2 separate regions of the Homo sapiens genome follow, and region 1 is linked to region 2. The links are chromatin loops, found by intact Hi-C in ENCODE. Cell type or tissue: PC-3. All regions are shown on one strand. Each heading gives the region's core, and the rest is flanking DNA. Links, peaks and the distances in the headings are about the cores only. Region 1 overlaps TRIM37 (tripartite motif containing 37). Region 2 overlaps PPM1E (protein phosphatase, Mg2+/Mn2+ dependent 1E).

Region 1 (4,399 bases), core at 186-4,185, 130 kb after region 2:
ACTCTGTCACGCAGGCTGAAGTGCAGTAGCACGATTTTGGCTCACTGCAACCTCTACCTCCCAAGCTCAAGTGATCCTCCCACCTCAGCCTCCCAAGTAGCCGGGACCACAGGTGTGCACCACCACACCCAGCCAATTTACATTTTCTATCTATCCATTGAGTGGGACTAGAAGCAGTGACAGTCTAATAATAATAAATATGTGGCATCCAAATCTTTGTTTCTAGATAGCATTCTCCAATAAAAAGAACCATGGTTCCTTAGGAAGTGGTTAATTCCATGGCTGGGGTAGGCATCTTGTGATGTCAGAAAGCAAAGAAATGCTTAAAAAAAAAAAAAAAGAAGAATGAGACATATGAAAAGGGCACAGGAGCCAATCTGGAAGAGTTTCCAATGGCTAAAATTAGAACAAGCCAAGCTACAAAATATTAACAGTATTGAGTCATAACTCAAAAATAAATATCCATCATATATAGATATATAAAGTAGCTGATATAAATAAGTAGCTGAAATTACAAAAATGGGGAAGAAGGGACTTTTCCTCACAGCATTCTAACAAAAAACATAGAAGAAATTAGTGAATTAGAAAAGTACCATTAAAACATTACAGTAATAATTCCCATAGGCAAGATCGACTACTAGGTGCTAAAATTCGTAAGCAAGAGTTTTGGCTGGGCGCAGTGGCACATGCCTCTATCGCAGCACTTTTGGAGGCTGAGACGGGAGGGTCACTTGAACCCAAGAACTCAAGAACTCCATCTCTATAAAAAATACAAAAATTATCCCAGTGTGACTGCGCATGCCTGTAGTCCCAGCTACTTAGGAGGCTGAAGTGGGAGGATCGCTTAAGCCCAGGGGGTTGAGGCTGTATGAGCCAACATCGCACCACTACAGCATGGGTAACAAAGCCAGACCCTGTCTTCCAAAAAAAAATAATAATAATAATTAATAGAAACAAGGTATCTGCATAGTTTCAAAGTATCTGCCCCAAATATTTAGTAATTACAAAGGGGGAAAACGTAAATCTATAGTAGGAAATCCTCACAGACACCATCTTAACCAAGTAATCTCAAGGTTAAGTTCACCAATAAAAAAGTATCAACATCAGGGCTGGGCGGGCACAGTGGCTCATGCTTCTAATCCAGCACTTTGGGAGGCCGAGGCGGGTGGATCACTTGATGTCAGAGTTCGAGACCAGCCTAGCCAACATGGTGAAACCCCATCTCTACTAAAATACAAAAATTAGCCGGGCGTGGTGGTGCATGCCTGTAATCCCAGCTATTTGGGAGGCTGAAGCAGGAGAATGGCTTGAATCAGGGAGGCAGAGGTTGCAGTCAGCTGAGATCATGCCACTGCACTCCAGCCTGGCCGACAGAGTGAGAACCTGTCTCAAAAAAAAAAAAAAAAAAATCAGTATCAGGCCAGCATCGCACCTGCAATCTAGCCTGCAATCAACCTACCACTTTGGGAGGCTGAGGCAGGGGGATCACTTTGAGCTCAGGAGTTGGAGGCCAGCCTGGAGTGAAACCCCATCTCCACAAAAAATAGAAAAATTAGCCAGGTGTGTTGGTGGACACCTACTCAGGAGGCTTAGGTGGGAGGATCACTTGAGCCTGGGAAGCAGAGGCTGCAGTGAGCCAAGCTGGTGCCACTGCATTCTAGCCTGAGCAACAGAGTGAGACTCCATCAAAAAAAAAAAAAAAGTATATATATATGTGTGTGTGTGTGTGTGTGTGTGTGTGTATGTATGTATATATATGTATATTTATATATCAACATCATATCCCCCCTGATGTGATGCACTAAGGGCCTTCCCAATAATGCATAACCTCAATTTAATATAGGAAAGCATCTGTCAAACCCAAATAAGAAGAACATTTAATAAAATAACACATCCTCTTCAAAAATATCAAGGTCATGAAAGCAAGGAAAGGCGGAAGAGCTGTCATATACTGAAGGATCCTGAGGAAACATGGTAACAAAATACAATGTGGGATCCTAGACCGGATCCTAGAACAGAAAAAGAACATTTGTGAAATAACTGGTGCGATCTGAACAAATTCTGTAGTTTGGTAAACAATATTGCAACCAGGATTAACTTCTTAGTTTTGATCACTGTTCTGTGATTATGTAAGGCATTAACAAAAGGAGAAGCTGGGCAGAGGGTATACGGAAACTCTTGCACAATTTTTTCAACTCTTTTGCAAACCTGAAATTATCTCAAAATTAAAAGCTAAAAAAAAAGAATAATCTTTAGGTTTTAAATTATTAGGTATCAGAATGTTGGGTCTGCTGCAAGTGAGATAAAGTGGAAAAGGCACTAGACCAGCAGTTCACCCCATCCCTGCCAGTGGTTTTGAACCTGAAGAGAATCATACAACCTCCCTGAACCTAAGGCTCCATGGCCAAACAGGTTTGATACACAACTCATCTACCTCAAAGGTTACTTAAAGATCAATGACACAAGTAGTTAAAGTTGTCCAGAAAGGACACGTTCACAGACAACACAAGCATTAATGTATCTCTAGCCCTAAGAAAACTCTATTCAGGAGAGATTTTCCAGGAATGAACTTGAGATAAAATACTAAATACAGAAGCAAGGTAACAGCAGACTGTTCTTCAGCAAAAAAGGAAAGGTTACAAAAATAAAAATAAAAAAACATGCTGAGGGCTCTATCAGGGTACAGAAAGAGCAAGAAAGTAGGACAAGCAGAGAGTGGAGCAACTGGTTCTTCTCCTGTGCCTCTTCCTTCCCTCTCTGCTACCTAAAATTTAGCATAGCAGACTACATCAAGGAAGAGGGAAAACAGCGGTGTTCCCGACATCACCAAGGAACTCAGAGCAGCTTTAGTATATAAGGTGGCTTGGAAACGAGGGGGAAACTACTTTCCTGTCCTAAAAGCAAACAGGTCTGAACTAAAAGCTATCATCTCTGAAGAAATCTTTTGGCCTTTCAGGTTTATTCTAATTTTAGAATGACTGGGATCGATGCTAGGCATCACTCCTCGCCATTAGACTAAACACAAACTAATCAAATGTTTGGATCTTCTCTACACTACTAATGAGGCAATGAGTAGAAAAGAAGGGGTTTCTGGTCCCAATTTAATAAACAGCAGAGGCATATTTTCTCAAGTTGATTTTATTAACAAAAAGTGCAAACTATTTTGAACAAAAGTAAACTATGAGTCACAGCATTCAGCAAGACATCAGACACGGAAGAGTGAACAATATTCACTAAGTAAAATACAGCAGATGAGATGTCTCTCACATGTATATTTAATTATTCATGCTTTTTCAATAGTCTCTTAGTCAACTTTCAGTGTAATTTCCACAAATATATAGCAGCTCAAACACAAATGCAGGAGCACAATGGCAAAGTTTGGCAACTGTTTTGGGCTAATTATGAGTATGAAAGAAAACCTTATATCACAGTTTCACGTTCATGTAAGCCACTGTGCAACATGAATGAATCTTTAAATGTGTTGACACTGAAATCAATGTACAACTAATGAAAATAAAGAAGAAAAGGGGGCTTTAAAATATTTGTTGCACTACAGTCGTATAGTAAGAGGCAGAAAAAAATGAAAGAATTTTAAATAATCTTACACGTGTCTACAGGGCCAGGAACGTAATGAATCCATGTTAACTTAATTTCATTTAAAATTACATTTGTAGAAGTCACACAACAGAAAGATACCATGCGGTTGAACAGTGTGCCTGTACTTGAACAAGTGAGAGAAGATACATACTCCAAAAAGGAGATTCAGTCTAGTGTTACTTCAGTTATTCACATAGTGTCTACAGGGCAGAATCTCTTCCAAAGCAATTTTCTGTTCACTAATCTACAGGCACTAATGGAACTGTAATTAAAACCCCAAATATAAAGATGATTATTTAAACACAACTAAGCTCTAGCCAAAGACAGTAGAGCACCAATGCCGGGCGGGTTACTGACGGCATGCAGGGCCTGGAGGTACATTTTCTGGCAGTTAACCAGCCTTCTGCTGTAGTAGACAAACTGCCTTTTGTGAATGTACAAATTTGCTAAATTAATAGAGAACTACATTGTTATTTCCTTACATTACAAAGAACTCTTCCCATACTGTTTTTCCCATGTACTACTGCTGTCTTAGACTAAACTGTGCCACCTTCCAACAGTTTCCAAATTACTATTTCAGGTCGAGATAATGAAGAAATAAGACCAAATCTGATTATCTGACTGATGACAAATTTGAGCACCAACTACAGCAAAATTCAGGGTCAAGGTAGCTTGCAAGTCAGTTCTCTTGATTTGGCAATTACCTTCCACTATTTTCATCTGTATTGAAGCTGAGATCTTCAGGGCCTATTTGTTCACCATCAGGAAAACTGGAATGTGTATCTATGATTAAAAAATAAAT
Region 2 (4,399 bases), core at 327-4,326:
TGAAGCATGAGAATCACTTGAACCCGGGAGGCAGAGATTGTGGTGAGCCAAGATTGTGCCATTGCACACCAGCCTGGGTGACAGAGTGGGACTCCGTCTCAACAACAAAAGTTTAAGTTATAGGAAGTATCATTTTGGTGGTTAGTATAACTTTATTCTGATAGGCCTGAATATTTTTTAATGTTTTTTCCCCAAATCTTTCATAGTGTGACATCAAAGGCTTGATATAGTTTGGATATTTGTCCTGTCCGAATTTCATGTTGAAATTTGATCCCCAGCGTTGGAGGGACCTAGTGGGAGATGTTTGGCTCATGGGGGCAGATCATTTGTGAGTGGCTTGGTGCCATCCTCACAGTAATGAATGAGTTCTCATTCTATTGGTTCCCATGAGAGCTGATTGTTAAAAAGAGCCTGGCACCTCCCCTCAATTTCTTCCTCTCTTGCCATGTGATCTCTGCACACCAGCTCCCCTTCTCCTTCTGCCATGGGTGGAAGCAGCTGGAGGCCTTCACCAGAGGCAAATGCTGGCACCATGCTTCTTCTTGTACAGTCTTCAGAATTGTGAACCAAATAAACCTCTTTTCTTATAAATTACCCAGTCTCAGGTATTCCTTTATAGCAACACAAAGACAGACTAAGACAAGGCTCATGAAAATTTTGTTGATGTTGTATTTTGTTCCAATCAACCACTTTTTGAAAAACTAAGGGGATAGCATCTAGTAAAGCTTTGGCAGTGTTGCAGGCCCATTCACAATCTGCTTCAGAACATTTATGGAAGTTCTCTGAAGAATTTCTCTAATGTGCCTTTGCTATCCTATTTGGCTTTATCAAAGATGAACGAATTGATATAAGTCAGAGAATCTGGGATTGAAAGTTTGAATGTTTAATTCAAATTCTCTAGCAAATCCAATAGAATCCTGAAGAGGATTAGGAAATTATTTAATTATGCCTTTAAGTTCTACCTTTGAGCATGGTTGATAAATCAAGCAGGTTCTCTTCTACTAGACACACAGGGTATTCCCTAAATGGAGCCAGTACAGCATCTGGAGGAGGAGGAGGAGGAAGGGAAGGTAGTCTGATAGACAAGGAAGTTCTGACAATGAGGGACAAAGAGAAGAAGGAGCTGAAGGAGAAGAAGAAATGTCAGGGTTTTTCAATTCAAAATTATTTTAGACAATTTTTTCATTTCCTCTTTCAAAGAAATGGCTTTATCAGAAAGCTTCTAAGTACCATTGAAAATAGCTCTCCCAGTTATTTTGTTTTATTTTAGAGCCAGCTTTTATTTTGGATTCAGGGGGTACCTGTGTATGTTTGTTATATGGGTATATTGTGTGATGCTGAGGTTTGTGGGTACAAAGGATCCCATTACCCAGGTAGTGAGCATAGTACCCAATATGTAGTTTTTTAGCCCTTGCCCACCCCCAAGTAGTTCCCAGTGTTAATTTTCCTTCTGTTATGTCCATGTGTACCGATGCTTAGCTCCCACTTATAAGTGAGAACATGCAGTATTTGGTTTTCTGTTCCTGTGTTAATTCACTTAGGATAATGAGAGCTGGATTTTTAAAAATTGAGTATGCAGAGAAACTAGTTTAGGTATTTCAAAGGTACCCCCATTTTGGCCACTGTAATTTGGGGTCATTGCAAATTATGCATGACTAATTTTCTAAATATTTACATGAAGATGTGCCGTAAGTATTAAACATGAATCCAGCTTACGTTTCTAGTGGTGGATCTCTTCTTCAGGAGGAATACTTGGTTTTAGATGCATGATTACCCAGACTTTAGATTTTCCTCTTGAATGACCAAACAACTTAGATAGGAGATATTTTGGATTAAGTGTGCCGCCTGTGGGAATAGCCCCTCAAGGTGTCACCCTTGTGTTGGTTTTTCCCTTTTATGTGTCTTGGTGATCCCAAGAGGCTTGGGTGCTTAAGGCAGTAGGTGATCAGCTGTTATGTGTGTTCATTTAACTTTATGGTTTTTGTTTGTTTGTTTTGCTCTGTCACCCAGGCTAGAGTGCAGTGGTGTGATTACAGCTCACTGCAGCCTCGAATTCCTGGTCTCAAGTGATCCTCCCTTATTTCAGCCTCCCAAGTAGCTGGGACTACAGGTGCACACCACCACATCTGGCTAATTTCTTATATATTTTTTGTAGAGATGGAGTCTCACTGTGTTGCCCAGGTTAGTCCTAAACTCCTGGGTTCAAGTGATCCTTCTGCCTTGGCCTCCCAAAGTGCTGGGATTATAGGCATTGAGCCTCCGTGCCTGGCTCTGTATGCTCTTCTTAAGGGTTTTCCTGTAAGACTGTTTCATGTCATGAACAATGAGCTCCAACACTCCCACAAAGACCTCGGTAGCCTAAGGTGCCTTTCAGTTGGCAAGAACAGTGTCTCTCATCTTTGGGACTTATTTTGTCCTCATAAAGAGCCTTTTGTAGTTTTAATTACTCAAGAAGAAACTTTAGGCCAGGCACAGTGGCTCACACCTGTAATCTCAGCACTTTGGGAGGCTGAGATGGGTGGATTGCTTGAGCCTAGGAGTTTGAGATCAGACTGGACAATATGGCAAAACTCCGTCTCTACAAACAATACAAAAAATTAGCCAGGTGTGGGGACGCACACCTGTAGTTCCACCTATTTGGGAGACTGAGGTGAGTGAATCATTTGGACCTCGGAAGTTGAGGCTTCAGTGAGCCATGATCATCGATACTGCACTCCAGCCTGGGCAACAAAGGGAGACCCTGTCTCAAAAAAAAAAAAAAAGAAGAAGAAGAAGAATATTTATATTTGTCAGTTGTCAGTTGAACTGAGCTTCAGAATCTGGTTAGTTTTAAAGATTACAAATTTTGCTTAAGTCACAAAGATTCATTTCCTCTTTTCAAAGATAAACTGTTTTCTCCCTGACCAAAGTTTCAAATGAGATAAAAAGTTATAGAAATGCTAATGAGGCTGGGCGTGGTGGCTCACGCCTGTAATCCCAGCACTTTGGGAGGCTGAGGCAGGCAGATCACCTGAGGTCAGGAGTTTGAGACCAGCCTGGCCAACACAGTGAAACCCTGTCTCTACTAAAAATACAAAATTAGCTGGGCATGGTGGCACGCACCTGTAATCCCAGCTACTCCAGAGGCTGAGACAGGAGAATTGCTTGAACCCAGGAGGCGGAGGTTGCAGTGAGCCGAGATTGCACCACTGCACTCCAGCCTGGGCCATAAAGTGAGAGGCTGTCTCAAAAAATAAGTAAAAGGAAAATAAATAAATAACAAAATAATGTTTAAACCTCTACCAAGCTGGGAGGTTCAGACCCTGAGAGATGCCTTACTAGATATTTCCATTAACTTCAGCAAGATTGGGTGAATGAAAGTAATTTGTGTTGGTAGCAGCGTTCCAGTTGTCAGCAAAGTGACAGATATCACTGGAGGTCTGCTTTGAGTCCCTTCATGGTGACCAAAATGTCAACCTTAAATAATGAGATTCAGAAAATATGATAAAATATAGGGTTTATTTAAACACAAAGTATGATCTGATCACTGTCCATTTGTTTTTGTGGGCTGGTTGCTGAAGGGTCAGAGTTCTGTCTTCATGTATAGTCTGGTCATTGTCCATTTGTATATCCTCCAGTCCCTTGCTACTAAAAACAAAAATGACAGCCACCTGGGAAACACAGACCCCAAACACGTGGGAGCAAGTGTTCCAAAGTGGGGAAGTTGAGTTTCCATTTATATAGGCAGTTAACAGGGTTGTAACATTTTTCCATACAAGGTCAGTCCATATGTTATATGTTATAGTTTGTTACATTTCAAGGAAGTGATTGGTTACAGTTTGTTACATTTCAAGGAAGACTGCCTTAACATTCAGTGATCGGGGTGATAATTTGAAGAGATCTTGAGCTACAAGGCTTTTCCTAGTCATTTACAGTAAAAGCAGAACTTGCAGCGGCATGCTACTGGCTCAGGTCATAGAACCACATTCCTCTCAAGGCTCAAAATTATCTAAAATTCTGCCAGCTTTAAATTTGAATTACTCAGTTTCACACCATCATAGGCCTAAGCTCACATTTTATTCAAAACAACTTCAATGTAGTATAGATAAATTTTCATAACTCTTTGTAAGTTGATATGATTTATCTCTTTAATATTAACGAAATTTAGGAATTACCTTCTGATGTTTGCTGCATATATATGCACAGATTGATGGCAAATATTTTATTGCACTATTTAGTTCTGTATTATACTATCAACATTACTGTTTTTCTAAAATAAAGCAGAATCTTTTCTTTGTTTTAAAATGATCTCAGTTCCCAAGGAAGAAACTACACCAATTTGAGTCTGAAATATCAAACATTGAAGAATACAAAATTTATTTTCTAAGCAGTGAAAAACCATGTATCTAATGAAGCAAGT

What was found. A loop is a pair of places that touch in the nucleus more often than their neighbours do. Peaks named below come from ENCODE experiments on the same cell type or tissue, not always from the same donor. Only the 100,000 strongest peaks of a DNase experiment are listed, where the experiment ranks them.
Region 1: it touches region 2 in a loop (3-fold over the local background); 3 of 110 quality-filtered maps call a loop at or near these places.

What each region holds. Positions count from the first base shown.
Region 1 is chr17:58,995,080-58,999,478 of GRCh38, forward strand. It overlaps TRIM37 (tripartite motif containing 37), which reads right to left. Exons shown (of 24, transcript NM_015294.6): 24 at 3,123-4,380. The coding sequence ends at 4,298. Among named protein-coding and RNA genes, the nearest start is that of TRIM37, 110 kb to the right of the region's middle. In PC-3, for the core only: no CTCF peak of the experiment used is centred there; no DNase peak of the experiment used is centred there; H3K27ac peaks cover 692 bases.
Region 2 is chr17:58,869,070-58,873,468 of GRCh38, forward strand. All of the region lies in intron 1 of PPM1E (protein phosphatase, Mg2+/Mn2+ dependent 1E), which reads left to right. Among named protein-coding and RNA genes, the nearest start is that of PPM1E, 120 kb to the left of the region's middle. In PC-3, for the core only: a CTCF peak has its summit at 1,830; no DNase peak of the experiment used is centred there; H3K27me3 peaks cover 1,110 bases.